2 separate regions of the Homo sapiens genome follow, and region 2 is linked to region 1. The links are chromatin loops, found by intact Hi-C in ENCODE. Cell type or tissue: gastrocnemius medialis. All regions are shown on one strand. Links, peaks and the distances in the headings refer to the core of each region. The heading gives the core; the rest is flanking DNA.

Region 1 (10,500 bases), core at 3,503-6,002:
CTATGTTTCTGTAATGGATGGAAAGAAAAGCAACAAAACAAATAACTAATTTTGTTAAATCTGATTTTAATTCTTCTTTTTAAAAAAAGCAAATGGCATGATATTTTGGCAGACTTTTTGACAGCACCCACATTTGATTTGATGAGATGTGTGCTCCTATTTGAGTTATGTCCAAAAGAGGGCAGACAGATGGAAGGGTTTTACAAAAGGAAAAAAAAAATCCTGGTTATTATGAGCCTAGAATTCCTAATATGCTTTTAATTTTTTCTCTTAAAAAGCAATAAATAGGTCTTAACAGATGGACTAACACTTGAGTTAAAAGCATCCTTTGAGAAACTACAAGCAATGAATGCTTTATACAGATGTAGAGAGTTCAAATGCATGCAAATCATAGCAAACCACACAGAGTGAGGCTAGAGAAGCATAAACTTTCTGAGAAAGGAGGTTTAGGAAAACGTACACTCAGACCTATAAAACAATCTTCTGTGACCTTCCAGCATAGATTTTCTTTTCTTTTTTGAGACAGGGTCTCACTCTGTCACCCAGGCTGGAGTGCAGTGGCATGATCTCAGCTTGCTGAAGCCTTGGCATCTTGGGCTCAAGTGATCCTCCCACCTCAGCTTCTTGAGTGAGTGGGATTACAGGCACATGCCACCACACCCAGCTGGTTTTTTGTTTTGTTTTGTTTTGTTTTTTGTAGAAACTAGATTTCACCCTGTTGCTCAGGCTGGTTTCGAACTCCTGGGCTCAAGTGATCTGCTCGCCTTGGCCTCCCAAAGTGTGGGATTACAGGCAGAGGCACTGTGTCCAGTCCAGCATAGATTTTCAAACTGTGAGTCATGACCCATTGATAGGTCATGAAATCAATTTAATCAGTTGTGATCAGAATTTGAAAAAAAAAAAGGTGTTGGTGGTGGTGCAGCCAGGAACAGGATCTATTCAGAGTGTACTACGTGTGGTAAAAATCAATGCTGTTTCATGATGGTTTGTTTCTATTACATACTGTTTCCTGGGTCATGATGCATTATTTACTATAGGTCATGGTTAAAATATATGTATTCTAGAAGATGCTGCTCTAGCAGATGATTAATGCACATATATTGCAACATGACTCCATTCATGAGCCCCTTTTTCCTGCTTCTCTCCACATCTAGTCCATTAGCTTTCTGCCCAAAATATGGGATATGCTGTATTCATTCACTTCCATCTACTTCTTTTCATTTCCACTGCTTTCAACCTTATCCAAGCCACTAGCATGCCTCATCTTAGGCTATGGAATAGTCTCCTAACTATTCTCGTGGCTATCATTTGGGCTACCTGCAATCCATTCTCTATGTGGCAGCCACAGGAATCTTTTAAAAACATAAATAACTCTTGTACCTAAACCGCTACGCTGGTTTTCCTTTGAATTTAGAATGAAGTCTAAACCTCTTAGCATGCTAAAACCTACATAGACTGTTCCCTGTCTATCTCTCCAGCTTTATATCCTGCTGTCCTTCCATAGACTCTGACTTGGCCTACCCTCGGGGTCTTGTATCTGCTCTTCTCTTTCCCTGGAAAATGCTCTGCTCAGATCTTAGCAAAGCTCTCTTCTTTCACCACACAAGACTCTCCTGAACCATGTAGATGAAAGTGCATTCTCGTACGCACCCTCCCCATGACGCTGAATACTCTCTCATATTCCCTGCACCAGCTGCCTCAGATTTACTTTCTTTGTAGAATGTCATCACTGTCTGAAAGTATCTTCTTTGTTTACTTGCTTATTGTCTGTTTCCTTCTGTAAATGCCAGAGCATTGGGACCTTGGCTGTGTTGTCCTAGGCTGTATCCCCAGCCTTTAGAACAGGGCCAGCGTGGCAATAGTATGCACTAAAAAATATTTGTGAATGAATGAATGAATTTGCTTTAGGATATTCCAAAGGCCCACATTATTTTTGTTCAAAGTTTTATTTTTAATTGACAAATAATATATATATTTATGGGGTACAATGTGATATTTTGATATACGTATACATTGTGGAATGATTATATCAAACTAATGAACATATCAATCACCTTACATTCTTAACATTTTTTTGCAGTGAGAACATTTAAAATCTACTCTTTTAGCAATTTAAAAACATACGTTATTATTATTACTAACCATGGTCATGATGCTAAGCAATAGATTTTGAAAACCTTCCCCACTGTCTAACTGAAACTTTGTACCCTTTGATCAATATCTCCCCATTCCCCACTCCATACCACCTGGTAACCACCATTCTACTCTCTACATCTATGGATTTGACTGTTTTGGATTCCACGTAGACGTGAGAGCAAGTAGTATTTCTGTGCCTATTTCACTTAACATGCCTCCAGATTCATCCATGTTGTGGCAAATTACAGAACTTCCTTCTTTTTTTAAAAGACGAATACTATTCCATTGTGTATATGTATCACATTTTCTTTATCTATTCATCTGTTGATAGACAATTAGATTGATTTCGTATTTTGCCAAAGGCCCACATTCTGAGCATGCCAAAGATCGACAAACTATGAATAGAGTGAAGCTGGAACTTTTTCCTTATCCTACCAGTTGGATGTGGCATTTTGAAGCCAAGGGTCCCAACTGTACTCTAGACTAGAGCTCCTCTGGGTGTGGCTTCCTTGATTACTGCCATATTTGGTTCTCTTTCCCCTCAAGACTTGTTGCCATGACCCTGACAGACTTGAAGTGCTGATAATATGGTGTCAGGAAACCAGAGTTCTGTGATCTCTCTGAATCTTGATTATTTTATCTGTAAAATAAACACAAGAATAATTTACCTACTAGAGATGTTTTGAGGACTAAATAAGAAAGTGGGTATGAACAGTAAATATCTGCTATTGTGATTACTAGTCTCTTCAGGTATTTTAAAAGAATCAGAAGTGAATGTGGAATGCTTTTTGTTAATTCCAAATGCTGGGAAATGCCTCTATCTTCCAAACTGCTCATCAGAAGTTGGGGCATCATCCTCAAGGACTCATTTCCTTTTATCCCCACATCCAATCACCTACCAGTTTATATCAATACTTCCTCTTCCTTATAAAGTGGGGGCACCCCCATTTAAACTCCTTTATAATTTGAGGTCTGGCATGGGGCCCAAGAATTTGATTAGACGAGCTGACATGCCTGGAGCACAGAGATATTTTTAAAATATTAGTTTCCTTCCTTTTCCTAAGGAAAATTCATCTGTCCCTTTCCTCAAGATATTTCTAGTATTTGGTGCCACACAAGTCTCTCCTGTGCTGTGTAGATCAGGGTGCTTTCTTGGGTTTGTCAACCCTCAGTTGTTACTACCCTCTTGCATAGATGCAGGATGAAAGGGTAAATCTTCCCACAGTCCCCCTCCCCTGCCTCACATTCCTCATGTGATTTATATAGTTGCTGAAATCTCACATGATTCCACTTAGGTATCTCAGCAGTTCTACATTACTCCTAACTTCTAACCGGTTGAAGTAATCACATGCTTTTACCAAACCAGTCATGCATGCCTACAGTCCTCCTTCATGCTCTTATCAGGTAAGGCACTTATATTTTGGCTGGCCTTGCGCTTTTTGCTAGTAATAAGCCACCTTGGTTTATTATGATGTTTAAAATAAACTTAATTTCCCCAATCTTTCTTCCCTTCTCATCTAATTGTTTATCAGCTGGACTATTGTAATGGCCACTAAGTGGTTTTCTTGCCTTTTGTCTCACACCCCTCCAATCTAACTTGTTGTTATTGTTATTATCTCATCCTCCCAGGACCATCCCCAAAATTTCACAGTGACAATTATACAGTCTGGGAAACAAAGTAAAGCCAGAGCGATAGAACTGGTGAGGCATGACTCCTACCTTTCTTATCCATCTCAAAGGAGCTACTCTAAGTGTACTAACTATAGACCAAATAAGAGGGTAGTGCCCCAATAGACCAATTCCAGGTCTGAGTGTGTATTAAATTGCTGGTTAACCTGGGCAGCTCATATCATGTCTCTGAGCCTTAGTGTGCACATCTGAAACAATAAAAATAGTAATGACTAAAGTTTCTTTTGAATTTACTATGTTCCAGGCACTGATTTAGTGCTTTACATAGACTACTCACCATTTCAAATGCCCTTTGATGTAAATAGTACTATTGTCTGCATTTTAGAGATGAGAAAAATGAGGCAAAGAAGAGGTTGAGGAACTAGTCCAAAGACACCCTATGGTAAGAACCATAGTCCCAGAGCTAGAAAGTGTTGGGACTATGGTTCAAACCCAGGCAGTGGCTCCAAAGTCTGCACTTGGATGCTGTAAAAAGGAGTTGAATTAGATGAGCTTCTGGGGTCTCTCTAAGTTCATGTGCCAGAGAAGGCTGCTGGTTTCCCCCAACAAACAAAGATTAGGAACAGTGCTATGTTAAGGTGTGACACTGCAGCCAGTACAGTTCATCCTCAGGCAGGGAACATTGTCTAAATATAGAACCTCCCTTAACGTTGGAAGGTCTGACTAAACTGGGTTAGTTGCTGGGTGAGGTGCTAGAGGCAGCGCAAGCAGAAAGGTGTGCCAGCTTCGCAGTAGTGCTGCATAACAATGTAGGGCAAGATTTCTCCCTGAGCTCTGCCCTGCTTGCATCACTGCTTTCATTGCACATCCTTTAGCGGGATTATATAATGCCGGTTAAGGTAGATTACTTTATGAATCAATTTGCCTCTCAGGGAAATCAGGGCATTTGCCAAACTCTTTTTCACCAAAATGACAATTCCATGGCTTTAGGTTGATTCTCTTTTTACTTGTTTGTCAGTTGCAAGGGAAACTCTGGTTTATGTCTGTTCCATGTGCAGCTGGACTGTCTTTGGACATGCATACTTTCCAACAATGTTAACTTCTTCTTCTGGCTTGTTCTTTGGGATATGTTTTTAGACCTTTGAGATACTGTTGTGAGTTGAATTGTATTCCCCCAAAAGAGATGTTTAAGTCTTAAACCCCTGTACTTGTGAAAGTGACCTTAATTTGGAAATAGGGTCTTTGCATATGTAATCAAGCTATGATGAGGTCATACTGGAGTAGAGTGGGCCCTAATACGATAGCTGGTTTCCTGAAAGAGAGGTAATTTACACACAAACACGCAGACACAGGGAGAACACCATGTGATGATGGAGGTGGATATTAGAGTGGTTCATGTATAAGCAAAGGAATGCCAAGGACTGTGGGCAAACACCAGAAGCTAGAAGTAAGCGAAGAACCATTCTTCCCTAGAACTTTCAGAGGGAGCATGGTCCTGCTGACACCTTGATATCAGACCGTGAGAGAATAAATTTCTGTTTTTATGCCACCCAGTTTGTGGTACTTAGTTACGGCAGCCCTGTGAAACAAATGCAAATACTTCTCTGGATCTTTTGCCAAAGATGTTAAAAGGGTTCCATAAGCATAATTTCATTAATTCATAAAATATAAATTGAACTATTTAAAGAATGTGTGCCATGGAAATAGGGCTAGGATGTTGGCCCAAAGACCTGAGATGCAGCTCTGGCTCTGCTACTTACTAACTGTATGACTGGGGGACAAATCATTCATCCTTTCTGAGTTGTTGTTTTTTAAAAAAATAAAAAATGAGACTATTGCAAAAATACTGCCTTGTTTGCCATATAAGGTTGTTATGAGAATCAGTAATAATTTACATTTGTGTAGCACTTGAATGTTTACAAATCACATTCAGGTAAAAACACTATGTTATTTGTTCTTCTCAATAACCCCACAAGGTGGATAGTTTTCTTGATCTAATGTTGCTGATCAATGCAAAATTTAGAGAAGCTGTTTGTTTGCCAGAGACAACACAGCTGGTAAATATTAGAGACGGGACTCCTCTCTTTTCTACTCTACATACTCCACTGTATAGTGCTTAGGAAAACACTTGGCCCGTTGTATATGTTTAATATGTATTTGTTGAATGAACAGAGGGATGAATGAACCTTGGTTTTCTGATACTTAAGCATGTGAATCTTTTATAACCCTTCAGCTGAAAGATTAATGTATTCAGTATACAGTTCCAATTATTTATGTACACAAAAATATTTGTTGAATGCTTGCCAGGGGCTAGGCATGGGTCTAGGTATAGACTTATAGCAGTGACAAAACAGACCAAATCCCTGTTCAGGCAAAGCTTACATTCTAGTCGGGGAAATAGATAGTAAAAAAACAAACTTCTATCTTGACATGAAATTGCCAAGGAGAAAATTCAGCAGAATAGTAGGGATGGGAATTACGGAGTGGGAGAAGGGGAAGAAGGATGTTATAGGGTAGTCAGGAAAGGCCTCTGTGATAAGGTGACTTTTGAGTAGAGCTGTGAAGGAAGTGATGGGTATCTAGGGAAAGATTATTTCAGGCTAAGGAAATAGCAAATAAAAAGTGTGAAAGTTTTCTTGAGACCTTCAAAAAACAGCAAGGAAGCCAGTGTGGAAGAGGGGTGGATTGGTGGTCAGAAAGTTATAGGAGGCCCTATCACATGGCCCTTGTATGGACCTTGTAGACCAACGACAGGAGTTTTTGGTTTTTACTACAAGATAGGAAGCCATTGGAGGATTTTGCACAGAGGAATGACCTGATATGTTTTAAAAGGATCATTATGGTTGCAGTGTGGAGAATAGATGGGAGAGGGAAAAGGATGGAAGTTGGCAAAGGTTGTTATAATAATGTAGGCAAGAGATGGAGTTAGTGAGGATGGTCAGATTCCGAATACATTTTGAGGGTAGAACTAACAGGATTTTATGACTAATTTGGATGTGGGGTGTGAGAGAAAACGAAATGTCAAAATGGCTCCAAGAGTTTTGATATGTGCAACTATTAATACAACAGATGTAAGAGTTATTAAGGTGGGAGAAGCAGGTTTGGGATAAGGGTGGGGAAACCAGTTTAGTTTTGGACATTTCAGTTTGAGATTTATCATAGACTTCCAAGTAGAGATGTTGTGTAAACAAATGGAAATATGAGTCTGGAGTTCAAGGAAAAGGCCCAGGATAGAGATAAAATCTTGGGAGTCATTAGCATATACAAAGTATTTAAGTCCATTAGATTGGATGAGATCAGCAGACGGTGAGTATAGATTTTTAAAATAGGTTCAGGGTTTGAGCCCTGGAGCATTCCTCCTTTTGGGGATCAGGAAAATGAAAAGTAATGGGCAGAAGAGACTGAGGAGGAGCAGCTAATGAGGAAGAAGGAAAACCAAAAGGGAGTGGTGATGTAGAAGCTGAGGAAAGATGCCATTTGAAGAATGTTTCAAAACTTATTACACAGAAGAGAGAGGGATGATTGCTAAAGCAATGCTCGCAGTTCACATACTGCTGACTGACTGAGTTAGGTGAAGTCTAAGTTGTTTCTGTTTAGTATGGCAATTTGGAGGTAATTAATAAGTAACCTTGACACAAACAGTTCAGGTGTGGGTGGGAAAAGATCCTGATGGCAGTAGGTTCAAGAGAAAACAGCAAAAGAGAAAGTGGAGTCAAAGTACACACCCTTTGGAGGAGTTTTGTTATTAAAGGGGCAGAAAAATAGTGCAGTAGCTGGAGGGTAATTTGATGTTAAGGGAGAAGGAGGTTGGTTTGTTTGCTCATTAAAAGGGGAAATGCTAAAGCATGCTAATGGTAATTGTATTATAGAAAGAAGAAACATGATTACATAAGGAAACAGAGTGCGAACTGCTGTGGTAATACCCTTGAGCCAGTGAGGGAGAAGACATCCAGTGAACAAAGGGAGGAGTCAGCCTTAGAAAGGCACACTTTTCTATTGTGATCCATTGTTACAGAAAGGAAGGCAGAAAATGTGGGTGCAGACACTGGTGGGTTGTTTGTTATACAAGTGAGAGCTCATGGAATTTTTCTCTGATTGGTTCAGTTTTTCCAGCAATATAGGAAGCAAGGTCATCAGCTAAGAGTGCGGAGGGAAAGAGGTGTGACATTCGGGAGAACGGGAGAGTGAATAGACTAAGGGAATGCAGTAGTAGGGTTTCCAGGCAGCATTGCATAAACATGTGAGAGATTACTATGATGAGTAGAGAACAAAGATGGGAATTTCATATATTCGTTGACAGCTCACACATGGAAGCCATGCTATAGGCTTTGAGATACAAAGAAGAATTCTCACCTCCAGGAATGTGAAATCAAGTGTCAGTGATAACTAATAAACACAGGAAAGATTCAAATAATGATTTAAGACAATAGAAGAAAATATATGTGACAAGGAAGCATTAAAACTGCTGAATGTGTTTACGGAGTTCAGAGGAAAAAGACAGGTGATCTAAAAGTGATATGAATCTGGTAGAAAAGATAAATTCAGAGAGGGACAAGTGAGAATAAAGTAAATAATAGGAACAAAGACCAAAGCCTGGAGGGAAAGAGGCAGAAATACATCATCACCAAGTAGGGTTATCAGATAAAATACGGGACACCCAGTTAAATTTGAATTTCAGATAAACAACAAATAATTTTTTAGTATAAAATACGTATTTATACAGAATCAAATTTGGGTGGCCTGCAGTTTTATTTGCTAAATCTGGCAGCCCTAGAATCAAGGTTAAGGGAAACAAAAAAATGTTATTGAACCAAGAGAAGGAAGAATTTCAAGAATACAAAAGGTGTTCGATGGTGGCAGAATACTTCAATAAACCCACGGAAATAAAGTTTTGTCATTAGAACACCACTGGTGGCATTTGACACGGCATTGAAGGCAGAGGGCCAAGCAACAGATATGGAATACTCAGTAGAAAGGCTTGGCAATAAGAAAGGAGAAAAATATATAGTCTAAGGCCAAATGTAGAGGTGAATCCCAGGACCTGGGCTCACAGCCACTGGGATGCTGTATGCATTTAGATAATGTGTGAACAGCAAAGATCCTATCTTTAAGATGCTCTGTAAAGGCCAGAGACTGGCTAAACAGTGAAATCACAACTTAGCTGGCTTGGTATTCTAGGGCTCAGGTATCCTCCATTGGGGAGCAAGACAACGGAAGGAGACACATTTTGCAAATGAAATACGAAAGAAAAAAAAGGATGGAAATCCTATTGTTGTCAAAATGTTTATTTCAATTCAATATTAGACCAAATTCAGATACTCTCAGATTGAAATAAGAATGTGAACTTTAGATTATAAATCATTTAATAGAACAGACTTTCTGCCCACAGAGGCCTGCCCTATGCTGGATTTTATTTCTTTACAACTGGATAGAGGAAAGCATCAAATAAATTCCATGAGAAACAAGCACTATTGTGAAAAGGCAATGGCAGAATTTTTCCTGCCTGGCCACTAGTGTTAGGGCACTTGGTCATAGAGGATGGGCATGTCTGAGGGCTGTACACTATCAGTCGGTGGAAGTGTTAGAATGACAGTGACAGTAATGTTTTATCCTTAGGGGCCTCAAGGTGCTGTAGTATCATTATAGAATATTTATTGCTGAATTTTCTGCCCCCAGGAAGAAAAGGTAGCAGCTTTTGGAGGAGATTTTTTTAAAATGAGGGTTAACAGAGTAACCTTTGACAATAACTGCTAATGAATTAGGGTCAGGGACATCTCAGTGCTCACAGACCTTAAAAATACTGTCATCTATCTTTCTCTCTGAATTGAGTGTTCATCTTGCCAGTTCCTATAGTTAATTAGATTGTTAACTCTGTCTATTTATAGCAGCAAACACTTCACTGGCATGTAGCAAATGCTGATTATTAATCAGGAGCCTCTACTGACTCAGGGTGGAATGAAATGTAATTATTCAAATTAGATTTAGGCCAAGGTCCAATGACCTCACAGGCAACATCTTGATTTTGCAAGTACTAGTTTCCATAAACCATGTCTCTGGAAGATGTAGAGATTACCATCTTTAGGAACCTAGGGGTGAATAGTGATGCCGAGTTTAGGCATCCCCTAGCATTCTTAAAAAAATTATGCTCTCTTCTATAAATGTACCTATGCACCTGCCAGCTCATGACGCAAAATCAGCCTTACTGAGTAAATCATTATACAAAGTAGTTATGGATGTAGAATTTTAATAGCAAATCAATTAAAGTTAATTTTCATGGATGCTATTAGGGAGGATATTCACCAAGCCTGTCTCTTTTCATATATCACAGTACTTTATACTTTGAGAGAAAAGTTGTCTGTTTTTTCATCTTTTGCCTTTTGTATTTTTTACTCATTTATACTTTAAGAAATTTTAGATTCGGGGGCACTTGTGCAGGTTTGTTATGATGGTATATTTTGTGATGCTGAGGTTTGGGCTTTCATTGATCTCATCACCCATATAGTGAACATAGTACCAACAGGAAGTATTTCAGCCCTTGCCACTTTCCCTTCCTCCCTTGTTTTGGAGTCCCCAGGGTCTATTATTCCCAAATTTATGTCCATTTGTACCCAATGTTTATCTCCCACTTATAAGAGAACATGTAATATTTGCTTTTCTCTTTCTTCACTAATTTGCTTAGGATAATGGCCTAAGCTGCATCAATGTTGCTGCAAAAGACACGATTTTATTCTTTTT
Region 2 (4,400 bases), core at 1,299-3,798, 58 kb before region 1:
CACAGTGACAGAGTCTGCAAATGAAGAAAAGATAAAGACACAGCATATACCTTTTGGGGGCCTCAAGAGGAAGAAGGAATACTTCTAAGAGACTTTTTTTTAAAAGAGATCAAACTGGCAAATACAGGGTATGGATATAATAGAATAATATAATATATAAGCCACTGTCATTATTTTTCAATCTTTAAAATTTGATATTATCATAATGGCAGGTAAAAGAATATTGGACATGTAGGAAGAGGATTTAATTTGTGAAAGATCCATATCGTCAGTATGTCCTTCCATAACCACACTCTTCCCTGAAAGATTGTGTAATAATTCTAGCCTCCCTTCAGGATTTTCTGGTTCTGCTTCTATTTTCTTTTTTATTACATTTCTTTTACTACATTTCTTTTGGACCTTAAGATCTCTTGTCTTCATCTATGTCACTTATTGGAAGGTAACCCAGTTATACATTTGTTTTTTTTTCATGCCTTTTAAACACAGTTTTAGAGAAGTATTTTTAGTGAAGGTCTCAAAGTGAGTTAAGTCATGTCAATGTCAAGTACTAACTGAACACTTCCAGCCATTTTCTAGGGGTGTTCTCCAAAGTAACTTAACCCCTTTATGTTGTGGGAAACATTAAAGGGAGAGTATTATAATGGAAATAACACAAGATTTAGTTTGTCAGACTTTGGTTTGGATCTCAGCTTCACTGTGCATAGTGAGCTGCTTGTGAGCAAGTTACTAAATTTTCTGAGTCTCAGTTTCTGCTTTTGTAAAAGTGAGAAAGGTAATATCGACCTGATAGGTTCGTTGTGAGTATGAAATGTATTATGTACAGAGCTTGGTTCATGTTAGATGTTCCCATTTTAGTGAGTTTGTGTTTATTTGGTTTGGGTTTTAGGATTGCTTAATGCCTCAGTTAAGTGGTCAGATACAGAAAGGGTGATTTATATGAGGCTAATGAAACTTAAACTTTAGAGCCCTTTATTTTCACAGACCTCTTCCAAAGGCCCTGAACCTCATTTTGTATTCGTAATTTTGTATTCTTTTTTGGAAAGACAGACCACTCCAAATTATGTGTTTTAGGGGCCCACAAAACAAAGATCTGCTTCTGGTTAAATAGGATACATAGCTCTCCTAAGTATCCTCTACATCAAAACTTCTTTGGTAGTCTCTACACATACTTCTCTTTTTTTTGAGGCAGAGTGTTGCTCTGTTGCCCAGGCTGGAGTGCAGTGGCACAGTCTCAGCTCACTGCAACCTCCACCTCCCGAGTTTAAGCGATTCTCGTGCCTCAGCCTCCTGAGTAGCTGGGATTACAGGTGTGCACCATCACACCCAGCTAATTTTTGTATTTTTAATAGAAATGGGGTTTCACCTTCTTAGCCAGGCTAGTCTCAAACTCCTGACCTCAAATGATCCACCTGCCTTAGCCTCCCAAAATGCTTGGATTACAAGTGTGAGCCACCATGCCTGGCCTACAAATACCTTTACAACATATATATGTCACTTGTAAGTTTTGGATGATACCTGGTGTAATATGATGTTAAATTAGGACAGCCATATCAAATCATATATAATTCACATTGGTTGCCCTAGGAATTTCCATGAAAAGTTTGGATTGAATGAGGGTGAGAAAACGCCTCACAGTTAAAAAAAAGAAACTGGTTGGATGAATTATCATTAGTAGCATCTTTGACTGCATATGTGACAGGTGGTAGCAAATAGTAGAGGACAAAAATGGCATTGATCGCTAAAGTATTGCCTCTCTAAATTTCATGTTGTGATACTTGGTTGGCAGAACTATGATAGAATTTTGAAACATTTAATGGGCAGTAGCAGCCCAACTTACCTTCATTTCTGTTCTTGATTATGAATGATTCAAAGAGGAAGAGCACTTGCTATATATATATATATATATATATATATATATTTTTTTTTTTTTTTTTTTTTTTTTTGAGATGGAGTTTTGTTCTTGTTGCCCAGGCTGGAGTGCAGTGGTGCAATCTCGGCTCACTGCAGCCTCCGACTCCCGATTTCAAGTGATTCTCCTGCCTCAGCCCCCCAAGTAGCTGGGATTTCAGGCATGAGCCCCTGCGCCAGGCCAACACTTGCTATTTTGATGTGCTGTATCTATAGCCAATCAGCACCTTTTATTTCTTGTCTTTCCAATGCCCATTTGTTAACTTGCAATATTAATTCCAAGGAGAATATTTGCCTTGTAATAATGTATATAGAGTTTTTAGTAAATAGCTTAGAAACCAATGAACAGTATTAAGAGGGGATAGCATGATAATGATCCCCTGGAACAGGGGGAAGGGCACATTAAGATGTAGATGACCATTAGAGGTGGGAGGAAGGGAAATTGAACACAAATTTTTTCTGATGTAGAAAATTAGGTCATCTCTTGATTGAGGAGGTGTGGCAGGAAACCTCAGAAGAGTAATTACATGAGATTTGGAAGAGCACCTGAGCACTGGAAAAGGAAGCCAACCAGGCAAAAGTAAAAGGATTGCCAAGTAGTGCAAAGGGTCAAGGTGAATTTGGAAATTGCAGATTTGGCATGGCATGAATCAGCAGTTACACAATTTTCTCCAGCAGTACTTGGCAAACTAGAAGCAATAGTAGAGAGAACGAGATGGTTGTTTGACTCTGAGCTGGGACTTGGCAGAATAGATAAGCAGAAGTTCAAGGGAGCACTGAGAGTGCTGGTGAGAGTATCCATCAAAAGGTTGATGATAGTGTTCAAGCTAAGCAGGGAAGAAAAGGAAGGGGGTTGCTAAGAGAGGGGAAAACAGACCAGGGTCTGATATTGTGGGGTGTGGGGGTAGAAGAACAAAGGTTATGGTCAAGTAACATAGTGCTTATGAAATAACTTGTGGAAACTCATCCTGTTTAGATAAATTATAGGAACAATTCTATAATTTTTTTCTGCAGTAAACTTTCTATCTGTTGCTTCCTATCACAGCATAATATTCACTGAAATTCATGTGGTCTCTTAAAATAGGCCTTATAACAAGCTAGTCACAATGACCTCATCCAACATTAGAGCATTTGACTTTAGTATCTGTTGAGGAAACGTGTGATTGCTCTATAGTTAGAGAACTTGGAGCAATACCATTTTAGTGTTGGTTTTGCCGGTGGAAAATCAGATTAGTCTAATTAAGCCAGGTCTCCAAGAGTAGAGGCAATTATTTTCATATTAAACAAAACAAAACAAAAAAGGAGATGCTTTCCTATCCTCAGCTTTGTTTGTGGCAACAAAATTACAGAATTCCTCAGGGAGAAAACATGAGGACCTTCTGGTCCTGTCAACCCAGAGCCAATTCAACCCTTGGGGGAATTATAAGAATTTCATTAAAATAAGGAGAGAAGGACTGGCTCTCCTAACAGCAAGGCTTGTTGGCTCTTAAAGATCTCCCACATCTTCCTGTGCTGTTTGTTATGAACATTTTGTTGGCTCCTTCTCCTTAACCCTTGCTGTAGCTATCTCAAGTCAGGCTATACCTACCTACATTTAGATTAAATCCAGGGAGTTGAGAAGACTGAGATAAATGTTGGGACACATTAATTTTCTGTAATATTATTGAAGTCTTTTTGAAAGTAATTCATTCTCTCAGTGTGTTCAGATACATTGCACAGTGGTCTTCAAACTGAGGTTTGTGAACTTTCCTCAAGACTTTTTGAGAAATGTGGAAGCAAGAGTAGTTTTTAGAAAAGCTTTTCTGAGATCCTCAATTTCCACAAATATTCTTTACTAAAATGAATCTGCCTGAGAATGTCCCTTGGCCTCTTTTCCCACCTCCCCTTTTCCAATCATGCTTCATCCACTTGTTAAAAGAATGGAATACTTTTCAACCATCTGGAATCTTACTTGGGGTAGTTTAATGCCCTAGAGGCTTTTACACATCCCTTTTACACATCTAGAGCATTAAACTAATCATATTTCAAAATGTTGGTGCTAGGATTAAAGAGAGTAAATGGCTATTAATGACTGGATTATAAATTCGTTTGCAGGTTAGGTGATTTCCAATTCTGTGCTGTTAACAAAATTGAAGGAAGACCTAATAAAATTGTCAGCTTAAACTTAATAAAATTAAATTTTGATGATAAATTATCTATGATTTGGGGTTTATAATTCAGAAGAAGTTCAAAGATTTGAGTGACATTGCTATAACAAAATACTTTCCATTCCCATCTCCTTATTTGTGTAAACACTCAGTGAGTATTGTATGTAAAGCAAAGCATATGAATAAAATTGATGCTTAAGCTTGTCTTATTCTAGTAATAAGTAATACTCACCAATGAATACATGAACTAACCAGGGAACAAAACAGCCTATCCATCAAATTAATAGAAGCACTTTCCAAAAATTGTCATAATTAAAAATTAGTTATGAAATATATATAATATGT

The links. A loop is a pair of places that touch in the nucleus more often than their neighbours do. Peaks named below come from ENCODE experiments on the same cell type or tissue, not always from the same donor. Only the 100,000 strongest peaks of a DNase experiment are listed, where the experiment ranks them.
Region 2: a loop joins it to region 1, with 11 times the contacts of the local background. A loop is called at or near these places in 4 of 110 quality-filtered maps.

The regions. Positions count from the first base shown.
Region 1 is chr14:66,419,640-66,430,139 of GRCh38, reverse strand. No RefSeq gene overlaps it. Among named protein-coding and RNA genes, the nearest start is that of CCDC196, 61 kb to the left of the region's middle. RefSeq lists enhancers at 3,183-3,352, 3,992-4,161. In gastrocnemius medialis, for the core only: no CTCF peak of the experiment used is centred there; a DNase peak (open chromatin) is centred at 4,549; H3K27ac peaks cover 979 bases.
Region 2 is chr14:66,481,695-66,486,094 of GRCh38, reverse strand. No RefSeq gene overlaps it. Among named protein-coding and RNA genes, the nearest start is that of CCDC196, 2.5 kb to the left of the region's middle. In gastrocnemius medialis, for the core only: no CTCF peak of the experiment used is centred there; a DNase peak (open chromatin) is centred at 2,614; H3K27ac peaks cover 1,684 bases.